Regions from separate parts of the Mus musculus genome. Here regions 1 and 2 are each linked to region 3. A link is a contact called in ENCODE Hi-C or POLR2A ChIA-PET data. All regions are on one chromosome and are shown on one strand. Each heading gives the region's core, a stretch centred on a gene start or an enhancer-like site at or near the end of the contact. The rest is flanking DNA. Distances are from core to core; before and after follow the strand shown.

What was found. A loop is a pair of places that touch in the nucleus more often than their neighbours do. ChIA-PET counts read pairs that join two places held with the same protein, here RNA polymerase II (POLR2A).
Region 1: a map of heart shows a loop between it and region 3 (2.9-fold over the local background). The contact joins two enhancer-like sites. A Hi-C loop is called at or near these places in 2 of 37 maps with a recorded cell type or tissue (Patski and heart).
Region 2: a loop to region 3 is called in a map of heart, with 3 times the contacts of the local background. The contact joins two enhancer-like sites. A Hi-C loop is called at or near these places in 7 of 37 maps with a recorded cell type or tissue (Patski, heart and left cerebral cortex). POLR2A ChIA-PET finds 5 or more read pairs at or near these places in 1 of 5 experiments (embryonic stem cell).

What each region holds. Positions count from the first base shown.
Region 1 is chr10:20,154,000-20,158,408 of GRCm38, reverse strand. It overlaps a transcript of Map7 not described here. Among named protein-coding and RNA genes, the nearest start is that of Map7, 15 kb to the left of the region's middle. Within about 2 kb of position 2,873, at least 1 of the 3 ENCODE cell types and tissues checked has a DNase peak (open chromatin) inside an H3K27ac peak, as active enhancers do.
Region 2 is chr10:20,407,937-20,412,301 of GRCm38, reverse strand. It overlaps Pde7b (phosphodiesterase 7B), which reads left to right. Exons shown (of 12, transcript NM_001347366.1): 10 at 1,863-1,959. Among named protein-coding and RNA genes, the nearest start is that of Mtfr2, 62 kb to the right of the region's middle. Within about 2 kb of position 3,006, at least 1 of the 3 ENCODE cell types and tissues checked has a DNase peak (open chromatin) inside an H3K27ac peak, as active enhancers do.
Region 3 is chr10:20,942,770-20,946,781 of GRCm38, reverse strand. No RefSeq gene overlaps it. Among named protein-coding and RNA genes, the nearest start is that of Ahi1, 7.8 kb to the left of the region's middle. Within about 2 kb of position 1,983, at least 1 of the 3 ENCODE cell types and tissues checked has a DNase peak (open chromatin) inside an H3K27ac peak, as active enhancers do.

The DNA of each region.
Region 1 (4,409 bases), core at 1,624-4,123, 790 kb after region 3:
AACCCACTACCACCACCTGGCTGCCACCTGCTTGATCCTCTTGACAATTGCCTGGGCACCATGGGGTTCTAGGTCCCAAGTGATTTTAACTTTTTTGCCAAAACTAAGAACCCCTGATCTGAAGTTATGGTGTTCTAGCAGGTGACCTCAGCAATAGTGCCAACAACATGACCTTCTGCCCAAGGAGTAAGCCTTATTCAAGTTAGCTGTGGGCTAACTTAGAACCTTGTATAGAAACAATCAGCTGGAATGCAGAAAGCAGGCGCCCCGGGCCTGTCTGTCCAGTCTGCCACACAGAAGTCTCAGGTCAGGAGCTTCCGAGAACCACCCATCCAGATTAAAATCTTGAGAAGCAGTCAAGCTTCCTGCAATAGGAATTCATCTGATTTATAAGTAAATAATTAGCTGGGCTGTGGTGGCGCACGCCTTTAATCCCAGCACTTGGGAGGCAGAGGCAGGCAGATTTCTGAGTTCGAGGCCAACCTGGTCTACAGATTGAGTTCCAGGATAGCCAGGGCTACAAAGAAAAACCCTGTCTCGGGAAGAAAAAGAAAAAAAAAGATAAATAATTATGCATTTCAGCGCTATCCCGCATGGTTTGGAGAAAGGGGGTTCTTGCTAGAATTTTACCTTGAAATTTGAACTTACCCTAGAGTCTAGCTTCTTTCTATATTCGATGTGGTGTCAGTGACCCCATTTTACAACACAGTACAGGATGGGTCTGATACCAGAAAGCCAACTTTAAAAAGGAGGTTTGGCTGGCAATTGTTAGAAAGCCACAGAATTTTAAGGTACCTCATACGGTAATGTTCTAAACTTAGACCCAGGATTTTATTAACAATCTTGCAAAGTGCAGTTCACAGATGGCATCTACTTGCAAGTTCCCACTCTTTCCTTCGGGTTGCTGTGCCCACCTGTACTGTCTGGTTAGTTCTGCCAACCCTGGGCTTTTTCTCAGGCAACTGGCTTTTCATATTAAGCTCGCACAAAGTTTCATTTTGGCCTTTCCATACGCATATTATACTGTCTTCATTCATCTCCAGGGCTTGTCCCCCTACCCACCCCCACGTTGCTGGTTCCCCCTCCCTAAATGCCCCAGCTCAGCTGGCATGCTACTCCACAGGAATTCAATTACTCCCCACCCCCTCTAGATTTCTTTGCATTCACTCTTGATCTCCTCCCCAGACAGTTTCTTAAAATAGAATCTCCTGTAGCCAAGGCTGGCCTTGAACTTCTGACCCTCCTGCACCCATCTTCCAAGCACTAGGACTACAGGGGTACATTTTCATCACACACACTATGAAGTCTAAATTCAATATAGTACAGAAAATATACTCGTCTGAGTCCTGCTTTTTTTGGGGTGGGGGTGGGGGTGGCGGTTTCGAGACAGGGTTTCTCTGTATAGCTCTGGCTGTCTTGGAACTCACTGTGTAGACCAGATTGGCCTTGAACTCAGAGACCCGCCTGCCTGTGCCTCCCAAATGCTGGGATTAAAGGTGTTGGCCACCATGCTTCACTGGGCCACAGTGAAGTTTCTTTATCCTTTCGCCTACTGATGGACGTCTAGGCCAGTTCCGTTTCTTAGCTATTTTAAACAGTGCAGCAATCAATGTGGCTCTCATAACTAGCTCTGTGGGAGCATCCAAGAGGAGGACATGCTGAATGTAGCTGACTTTGACTTATTTTTTTAAACTTAGTTATTTTCATGTTGTCAAAAACATACATATCTGCAAATTAGCATTGAAAGTCATTATCATGGGGTGCAGCTCAGTTCAGAGCATTTGCCTAACATGCAAAAGGTCCTCCCTGTATCTGATCCCTAGTAGCTCTAGAGAAAAAAAGAAAAAGGGTTGGAGAGATGGCTCAGTGAATAAGATGTCTGTGAGTCAGTGTGGGACCCCAGTTGAATCTCCAGTATCCATCTAGAAAGCCGGTGTGAATGCAGTATGAATGGGTGCATCTATTATTCCAGAGCTGTGAGGTGGAGACAGAAGGACTGGGGGCGAGGCTTGCCTCCTTAATCAATGAGTTTCTGTCTCAGGAATAGGCATAGAGTGATGAAGCAGTCCAGCCACATTAACACGCACAGGTGTATAAACCTTACACACTCATATATATGCCCGAATTATACACGCTATACTCTCAAACATACACATAAACAAGAAATAATGAAAAAGTAAAACTTGAAGTAACACCTAATTAAAAAATCTAATTTTTCAACTAGTTCTGAATTTAAATACATATTAAAGAGAATAATCCTTAACAGGAAAAAGCAGTGAAATGTCATTTAATTTACATTGCAAACAACTAAACATTATAAGGAAAATTATAAATAGTAATTTATAATAGTAAGGCGGTAGGAGGCACATTGCTGGGGAGTAGAGCCTTAAACTGGAGAACAAGTCTCACTGCAACAAGCACGAAGACCTGGTCCCTGACAGAGATAAAGAGTTCAGCGACAGACTACAGGCACTGAGAGCATTTCACAAACTGGAGATTAACACAAAGCATTCATCTTGATAACAGAGTGAGTCCCAAGAAATGGGATCACAAGACAAGATATACAACCAGTATTCCCAGCTTGCTTTCTTTTCATTTTTCTAGATCCAGGGTCTCACTAGCTGGCCTGGTACTTACTATGTAGACTCATGGAGACCATGAGGGGAGCCCGCCCTGCAGGCCAGCATCACCACGCCAGGCTATTTACAATATTCTAATACAAAAGCTCCTTGTCAGGTCTAGGGATGAGAGTACAGATGCCCCGGAGAGGAGAGAGAAGGGCACTGGCACGGGTCCTCTGTGTGAAAGTGCGTCGGCTCACAATCTCAGAGCACAGGCTGCACAGGAAGGAAGAAAGGCCTTGGGGATAAGAGAAAAGGAGATGAAGCCAAGATGGGCGTCAGACAGACTCTAGAGCTGGGAATATAGCTGGTGATCAAGAACTTGTCTGATATGGACCTGGCCCTGAGCTCAGTTCCCAGAATCACAGAACAGCAAGCCACCAAACAGAACCCTGGGTTCTGGGCTCAACATGACCTCATTTCAGAGACTGCATTAGCATCAAGCAAAAAATATCTCACTTTGAAGCAATTACAGCTTACTTAAAAAACTTAGTGGAGTGACTAAAATGAAAACCATCAAATCAACAAAATATACAAGGGCCGAAAAGGATGCAGAACAATCTCACAGGACGCTCACAGAAAAAGGTGTACAGCCACCCTAGAAGTGGCAACGTCTTACACAATCACATTGGAGACAACAATGTAAGTATCTGCCATAAATGAAACCAGTGACGTAAAAACCAACATACGAATATTTGCAACAGTTGTTTCTCCTACCCAAACCTAGGAGTGACTGGACGTCCTTAAGTTGGGGACAGGGAAGCACTAGGTGCTAGGGCAGGGAACTACCAATGCACATCACGGTGTGCTCAGATCTCAAATACATTAGGCTGTGGGGGCGGGGGGCGGCACCCCTGCAAAGGTTACATGGTATGCTTCCACTTAAGACTCTGGGAAAAGTCAAAGCAAAGATGGAAAATAGATCAGTGGGTGGGAAATGAGCCAGAGGGAGCTCTGGAAGACAAGACTCTAAGCCCTATCGACAGTGATGGTTATACATCTATAGCTACGTTGACAGTCTACTGAAACAACACATTTAAAAAACAATTAAAAACTCCTTTACTAGCCGGGCATGCCTTAAATCCCAACACTCGGGAGGCAGAGGCAGGCAGATTTCTGAGTTCGAGGCCAGCCTGGTCTACAAAGTGAGTTCCAGGACAGCCAGGGCTATACAGAGAAACCCTGTCTCAGAAAAAACAAAACAAAACAAAACAAAAAACAAAAAAACCAAAAACAAAAAACCCACCTCTACTTATTCGAGAATTTCTAATGTATTGATTTTTTTTTTCTGGCAACTTTTATGGAACGGTCTACTGGGCTATCTCATCTTTCCAATGCTCAATCTATTAATCATTATTATAAAGGATGTGCCCCCAACTCTTGGACCAACTGAAATTCCTCTGCTAGGAGAAACCAGTGGAAACCTCAATCCAAAGTAATGGCTTTAAAATATCATTTCAGTTTTGGAATGTTTGACCTTTTTGTCCCTCTTGGGCATCTCTCACTTCTCTGACTTGGCTGTCTGTCCCTCCTCCATTTTGAATGGTTGTCTATCCTGTCTGCAGTTTTTCTTTCTGATCTTTCCTGGAGTGGCCTTCAGACCTGACCTCGTGTCTGTTCCTGCAGGTTCACCAGTTAACTATCTGGCATCACTACTGACACTTTTCCACCTTTTCTTTTACTCAGTTGTACTCACTAATATGTTCGGGTCAAGCTTAAACTAATGAACCAATTAAAAGTGGATCGCCTTGTGTCTTCTTTTTACCTGTGATCCTCTGACATCTCAGA
Region 2 (4,365 bases), core at 1,757-4,256, 540 kb after region 3:
CCAGGAATGACACAACGAGTCTAACCCTTTCTGCTTTACCCCATGGCAAGAAGCCACTTATGATGCAAAAAGAGGGATGTAGTCAACCTAAGAACAAAAATTTGGCCCAGTGTCCAAGTGAGAGCCTTCTTCATGTTTTCTCTCATCATCCTGGTCCCTTTGGCACAGATGACTGCATGCCCAGGGATGGACCCGGAACTTATCTAGACAGACCAACGTTAACCAGATTCTGAACCATAGTCATTTTGTTCCAGGCCTTTACATTGTAGCTACCCAAAGAGCTCAATCATGCAGGAACTACTCAACTTGCAGGTGTAGAACTATACTCATCCCCTTCTTTCTAAACCAGGATTCTAAATACTTAAAGCTTAGTACCTAAGTGCTTAAAGCTTAGTACCTGAATGCTCAAGGATGAGCCAGATGTTGACTTAAATGGCTCAGAGCAACTTGTAACTGAAATATTTAACCCTGCATTTCAAAAGAAACCCTTGCTAACTCAAAGGAATCTTTAAAAAATCCCCAAAAGGACTTCTGCCCCTTACCTAGCCAACACATGTGCTGGTGCCCCTTCTAACCAAAGAGTAAACAAGTAGATTTATATGCTAGTGCCATCTAAGGCTCTCCTAGACCCCAACACTCCTGGCTACTCTGTGGTCTAAAGAAGTATGTCAGAGCAATAAACACTGCTAGTGGGCAGGTCTCCAGGCTGCCGTGTCTTAGTAGTTGTTGGTCAAAAAGGAGAACCTTCTTATATGGGAATTCAAGAGAACTCTCCGAGAATCATCACTACTAACAAAACCAAACAGACACCCCAGATCCAGAGCAATATCTAGCAACCCAAGACGGAAACACAAGATTGCCAGGTTTAATATGACTTAGTAGTATCTTGGCTGGCAGTCTAAGCATGTTTATACTACACAGACATGTACATGCAAACACACTTTAAGACATACACAGAGAGTGTCAACATGAGAGTATCTTCCATCTGAGACTGAACTGACAACCAGGGAGGCTGCATGGATCTAACCTAGGTCCTCTGTAGATTCGTTATAGTTGTATAGCTTGGTGTTTTTATGGGACTCCTAACAGAGGGAGTGGGGGGCTGTCTCTGACAGTTTTGCCTGCTTTGGGGACCCTTTTCCTCCTACTGGGTTGCCTAGTCCAGCCTTAATATAAGGGAGGTGCCTAGTCTTATTGAAATTTGATATGCCATGTTTGGTTGATATCTCTGGAAGGCCTGCCCTTTTCTGAAAGGAAATGGAAGAGGAGTGGATGTGGATGTGGAAGGGAGAGGTGGGGGAGATGGAGGTGGCAGGGGGAGGGAGGGAGGGAGGGAGGGAGGGAGGGAGGGAGGGAGGGAGGGAGGGGAAACTACCACCAGGATTTAATGTATGAATAGTTTAATAAATTATTATTGTTTTATTATAATTATATAAAATTAATATAATTTAATAAATAGAATAATTTTAAAATTCAATGGAAAAAATAAGAACAGTGACTTTCAGTGATCATATTTGAGTCTGGCCAGATCCCTGCAACAACCTGTCTCAGAGGGATAGAATAACATAAGGAGCCAGACCAGGGCTTTCATTGGCTTGCCCACCTGAGTCCTCTCCAGTGCCCTCGAATGGTGACTGTTCTCTTCTCATTGTTATAACGTGGGGGGTTCTGAATGAAGGGCTTTGTGCAGTTGTGAATAACAGTTGTCTCCTGAAGAAGCATGTCCGGGAAGTCCTCTGTAAACATGGGCTTGGTACCTGAGACAGACTGACGGACCTTGCAGCACCTTTGGCTTGGGTACATTTGCAAATGAAAGAACATTCTCTCTGACCGCCCTGTCTCTGTGCCCTGTCCATTCTCAGATCGCCTTGAAGTGTGCTGACATTTGCAATCCTTGTCGTATCTGGGAGATGAGCAAGCAGTGGAGTGAAAGGGTCTGTGAGGAATTCTACAGACAAGGTTGGTAGAACCCACAGCCAAGGCTTCCTCTCCCTGCCTCCTTTTGGACAGTTCTCCCAATAAAACAGGAGCGGCTAACATCAATCCTTTCATCTACTCTAATTATCCTAGCCTTCTCCTTTAAGTTTCTTGTGACTCATCCAACCCTTTCATGGGGAAGAAAGATTTAAATAAATATAATAAATATCACAGACTTATTATGGAAACAGGTAATAACAACACAACACAATGAATCAAAGCAAGATGCACATACACATACAGACACAGACAGCCATATATGTGTGTATATGTATATATATTCACATATTTGCAGAGACACATACAAACAGCCGTGTGTGTGTGTGTGTGTGTGTGTGTGTGTGTGTGTGTGTGTGTGTCCTGTGACTGTAACAGTATGGCAGACAAGTTTGATTTTTGCCCTGACCTTCATTTGAATGAGCTGAGCACAGCCTGAAGGCTAAGCATTGTTTTTAAGTCAATGTCTTCCATTCTGAGAGAATAATTCAGAGCCTTTTGTATGCCTTTTTCTCTGGTTCTTAAAACTTCCAATGATACAGGTCAAAGTTAGCCAAGAACTAACAAGAGTTTACAAGAGTTAGACCATTTGAATTCAGTTTCAACAATAACACATGTGGGTTTTACTGTGGAATGCTGAATGGCCCTAAGGTAGACCATAATTTTTTTTCAAAGGTTACCTTCCTTCATAAGGAAGGCAATAAATCGGCAAGCAGAATCTTGATGCTGGGTGGGAAGTAGGCCTTTACACACAGGCTTGATTCTTCAGGCTGGGTTTCAACATTCACAATGTTTGCTCGGGCACCAGCAGGGCCCTCGTGCTAGTGACAGCATCAGGTTTAAGAGTCTGGGAACAAATAAAGCTCGAAGTGTCCCACATACCAGCTCTGTGAGGAGGTCAGACAGCAACAGTGAGCCTTTTGGAAAAATGTCCACTGAAAGATGTGTCAGTGACATCTCGGTGGTTCCAATGACAGACGACAGAGTAGGGCTGGGTTCACACAAGGCCAGAGACTCTGCTCACTGTCACAGTCTGGGAGTAAAAGCGCTCACGTGACGTCTGTGCCTCTGGAATTTCATGTGCAGTCAACATGAGTCATGAGAAGTTAGAATCGCAGTTCTCGTTGGCCAAGACATAAAGTCTCCACTGAGAACAAAAGTAAGCATGGTGAAGTTGGCGCAGAGAGGGTTTAAAGTTAGGCTGAGTGCTTGCTTCCCGGTGTGATACATAAACTATTGAAATAGCAGCAGGAGAGAAGGCTAGGACTACAGTATTGAAGATCAAGATTCTCCTCTGGCCCACTTGCCTCTGATCCCATCATGGGCTATGATTGCTGTCCATTGTGGTTTAAAGCTTTGATCTGCCCATCGGACACTTAATTCAGACTCTAGGCGACTTGGGGACAGTGGTTGCACCACTTGGGCAGACACAGAGTTCAGGAATCAAAGTTACTAACTACAAGGAATCGATGGCATCGGGCAATCAGGTTACTATGTTTCTTTGCAAAAACCTGCCCTAATGAGATGCAGCACAGTTACGTAGAAAGACCGGGAATGTTTGCCACCACGGTCACTAGGGAAGAGCTTTCACCTACACTGCAGATCTCCCAGCAGACCAAGGAACCAAGGAACTGACTTGTTCCCTTTCAGTTAAGGGCCCTGCAGTCCAGACATCCCGTCTGCTTTGAGAAGAACAGACTCTGCTCATCGGAACTATCTTTTTCCCCTAGTGGATGTCTTTTAACTCTATAGGAATGACTCCTGTCATCTTGATGAGCCCCATCTGGCTTTTGCTTGTGGATCTGGACTCAAATGCCAGCTCATCTCCCCAGCAGCCAGGCTTCTTTCAACAGTTCTTAGTTGTCGCTGCTGCTGCTGCTGCTGCTGCTGCTGCTGTGAGACAAGGCCTTGATATTTAGGAGAGGCTGGTCTCAAACTTACACTCCTGCCTCAGATCCTAGGATGTGAGGGCCACTATGCCCAGTTAGGACAAACATGACAGATATCATGCATCACATTAAACAAACAAAAAATATCCTTTAAGTTGAGGTTTCAGGTACAGGGTTGGGTGGAGAAAAATGGCAGCTTATGAATTAGGAAAACTGTGAGGTCAGGTATTCCTCCCCTCCAGTCCTCAACGCTTTAAAAAGGTTCTTTGTAAATATGGGTTGATATGTCCACAAGTAACCTAGTTTTCCAGAAGTTTTTATTAAACATCCACTCTATCTTTGTCTAATCCTCAGTAAAATGTATTTTTATATGAATAACTCTGCATGGTATGTTACAGTTGCCATCAAGAAATATGGCTGGTACCATTGTAAGACCCCAAATGCTAATCTGCAACATTCCCAGAGGAGAGACTGTTGAGTTTTCCTCTCTGTACTTTCTACA
Region 3 (4,012 bases), core at 734-3,233:
AGGAGTTACAGAGACAAAGTTTGGAACTGAGATGAAAGGATGGACTATCCAGAGACTGCCCCACCTGAGGATCCATCCCATAATCAGCCACCAAATGCAGACACTATTGTATACACCAGCAAGATTTTGCTGAAAGGACCCTGATATAGCTGTCTCTTGTGAGGCTATTCCAGTGCCTGGCAAACACAGAAATGGATGCTCACAATAAGCTATTGGATGGAGGAGCTAGCGAAAGTACCCAAGGAGCTAAAGGGATCTGCAACCCTATAGGTGGAACAACAATATGAACTAACCAGTACCCCCAGAGCTCGTATCTCTAGCTGCACATGTAGCAGAAGATGGCCTAGTAGGCTATCATTGGGAAGAGAGGCCTCTTGGTCTTGCAAACTTTATATGCCCCAGTACCGGGAAATGCCAGGGCCAGGAAGTGGGAGTGGGTGGGTAGGGGTGCGGGGCGGGGGGAGGGTATAGGGGATTTTTCGGAGAACATTTGAAATGTAAATGAAGAAAATATCTAATAAAAAATTGGAAAAAGGAAAAAAAAGACTTCGTTACAATTTACTATGCATTGGTTTATTGCCCAAATGTGTTCACTAATGGTAATTCTACCAGCTTGAATTTATTTACCTTTTTATATTTTATTTTTATTTCTATTTTATGTGAAAGAATGTTGGCCTGCATGCATGTATATGTACTTTGTGTGTACCTGATTCCCCACGTATATGTACCTTGGGTGTACCAAATTCCCCTGGAGAACAGAACAAGCTGTCAGATCCCCTGGAATGGAGTTGCAGATTGCTATGAGCTGCTGTGTGGTTGCTGGGAAGTAGCTCAGGTCCTCTGCAAGAGCAAGTGCTCCTCACCACTGAGCCATCTCTCCAGCTATCATTTATTCATTTATTCATTCTGAGACAAGGGCTCAGTGAGCCCAGGCTGGCCTTGATTTTGCTGTGTTGCTGGGGATGAATTTGAATTCATCATCTTTTGGATCTACCTCCTGGGTGCAGGATTATAGGTGTGCACCACCATGCCCAGTTATGTTGTAGTACTGGCCTGAGATGCACATTGTCAAATCCTACTTGAGTCACTTACCACCTGTGTGACCTAGGTACGTTATCCTCATTGGTAAAAACTCTTAGAGAATTAATTATTGTTAGGATAAATGGTTCAATACATGTAAAGTATTAAATTATTATGACTTTGTTATCTTTGTGTTTTAATCATTTTAGTTTGTTACTCTATATGTTTAAGCAACATGTTAACTTCTTGCTTTTAATCAACAATACATATTTTCTGTCTCTCCCCTTTTCTCTTTTTTTTTTTTTTGAGATAGGTTTTCTCTGTGTAGCCTTGGCTGTCCTTGTTCTGTAGACCAGGCTGGCCTCCAACTTAGAGATCTGCTTGCCTCTGCCTCCCAAGTGCTGAGATTAAAGGTGTGTCCCATCACTGTCTGCCTTATATCTTATTTCCTGACACATGACCTTGAAAGATAAAGAAATCTGCACTTTTACGTTGATCTTCACTCTTCTTCCCTGCCACAGTCTCACTCCCAAAGTCTTCTATTGCTGATGGGCTTATTTTTATATTCTGGGAGAATTTATTAATCATGTAACAATCTGATATGTTTCATGGTAACTAAAAAATGCATAAATTCTAAGGGTCTGATCTGATCTCTCATGTTCAGTTTTTCAGCATTTTAAAGACTCCATTTCATACGGAACATCATACCAGGCAAGTCTCAGTCAGAAAACAAAAATCATATTAGTGTTTGAATAGAGAATATAGTTGTGAATTTAATAAGTAATAAGCTAAGTAGACGGTGTATCAATTACTGAAGGGGGAACCTGCAGTATGCAGGAAGAGTGGCTGCAGAAAGCCAACACTCCTAGAACAGAAGGAATAGTGCCTGAGGAAGGAACAGAGACTGAAAGAAGGAAGCCTACTTCTAGAAGGCCTGGTTGCCACAGAAACACACAGGCTGTTGCTATGACAACCGAAGGACCGTTGCATGTGAGATAAGAGAGAAATAACACTAGAATTGAAAAGCACCAGCACCTCTCTGTATCATCTTCTAAATGGGATGCTGTGTTTGGTATGGGAGTGTTACACTGAGAATTTTGCATCCATTTTCACCAGGGATATTAGCCTGTAATTTTTTCCCCTTGTAATGTCATTGTTCGGCTTTGGCATCAGAGGGACGCTGCCCTTGTTAAATGTCTGTAGAAGTGTTCTGGAGGGGGCTGGGGAGTTGGCACTGGCACCAATGAGGACTTGTGACTAAGCTTTGCTTTGGGGGTGTGGTTAATTACTGTTCCAATATTCTTATTCACTATTGACCTGTGCATTTTTAAAAAATATCTCATCATGATTCAGTGTTGTCTTAGTATGTTTATAGGAATGTATTTATTTCTTTGCAGTTATCAAATTTGGGAAATAATGCTCACAGTATCCTCTATAGATTTCTTCTTTGTATTTCTATGATGGCTTCCTTTCTGTCTACAGTTTATTTACTTGAAATTTTTTCTTTTTGTTTTAGTCTAGCTAAAGGTTTATCAACTTTGTGCTCCAAAATGCAAATTATTTTTAGTGATTTTTTTATAGTTTGTTTCATTTGTTTTTGCTCTAATCTTTGTTAGCTCTTTCCTTTTGCTAGTTTGAGGCCATAATGTACTCTTTTTCTATTAAGTTGGTGCAAAGGAAATTGAATTTTTAGACCACAAATTTTATATAATTATACCTAGGCTCAATCAAATCTTTACTAATCCAAATCAGAACCATTACAATGCACATTTCTTTCTGCCAATGTCTTTCTGTAACAAAAACCTATGCCTTGGGGTTTGGTTTACTTTTGGAAAGCACCTGCTGGCAGTGGTTTTTCTGTGAAAAGTTGTTGAGATGCTCAAAACAGTGCTAGTCTGTTGGTGAGAGGCCAGTGGCATGTAGTGGTCAGGTCAGCTGCATGTAGTGGTCATGACAGCTGCATGTAGTGGTCAGGTCACAGCATGTAATGGTCAGGTCAACTGCACGTAGTGGTCAGGTCACGGCATGTAGTGGTCAGCTTCAGGTAGTGGATAAGGCACATCTCAGAGCACAGTTACTTCAGATTTTGAAGTACCTGATTGTGCAGCTTGAGGTTAGTCATCACTCTGAAGAAGCAATGGGCCTCTCTCTTGACGGAGAGCATCTACAACTGTTGCAGGTTTCAGTATGTCTCAACAATTTGCTGAACATGCTGCTCAGATATAACTGTATCACTGGGACTCTGAAAGCTGTGGTGGATCTCACCAGAGGCAGACAATAGAATCATGACCCTGATATTTTCTTGTATAAGTTTGGCTTTGGGAACTCCTTTGGAACTCCTTTTAAACCCAACCACTAAGCTGGTCATTGGTGGTGATTGTATACAATCTGGTTTCAATCTAGTCAAGAAACAGTTCACCCTGGGGCCAGAGAGACGCTTATCAGTCAACAGAGTTTGCTCTTTTACCAGAGGACATAACTCTCCACATAGCACCCACATTAGGTGGTTCACAACATCCTGCAACTGCAGTTCCAAGGTATTTGACCTTCTCTTCTGGCTCCGTGGGTACCAGCAAACATACAGACACACAGACATACACACATGCACACACTCAAACACACACACACACACATATATACACACACATTCACACATACACACACTGGAAAAAAAAGTAATATAAAAAATGGTTCAATGTTGGATAGAATAAGAGCAAACAATAGTTTAAAACATTTAAAACATTTTTTTCTGTTAGCTCATACAACACCTACTTAGCATTTTCACATTTCCAATTTGCTTCAAATGTCTAAGGACCATTGAATGGTCCTTGTCTTAGTTATTGTTCTATTTCTGTGAGGAGAGTAAGGCACTCTTATAAAAGAAGGCACTTGAAAGTTTCAATGGGTGAGTCCACTATTACCATGACACCAAGTGTGGCAACAGACAGGCATGGTACTGGAGAAGTAGCTGAGAGCTTGCATCCAGTCTTCA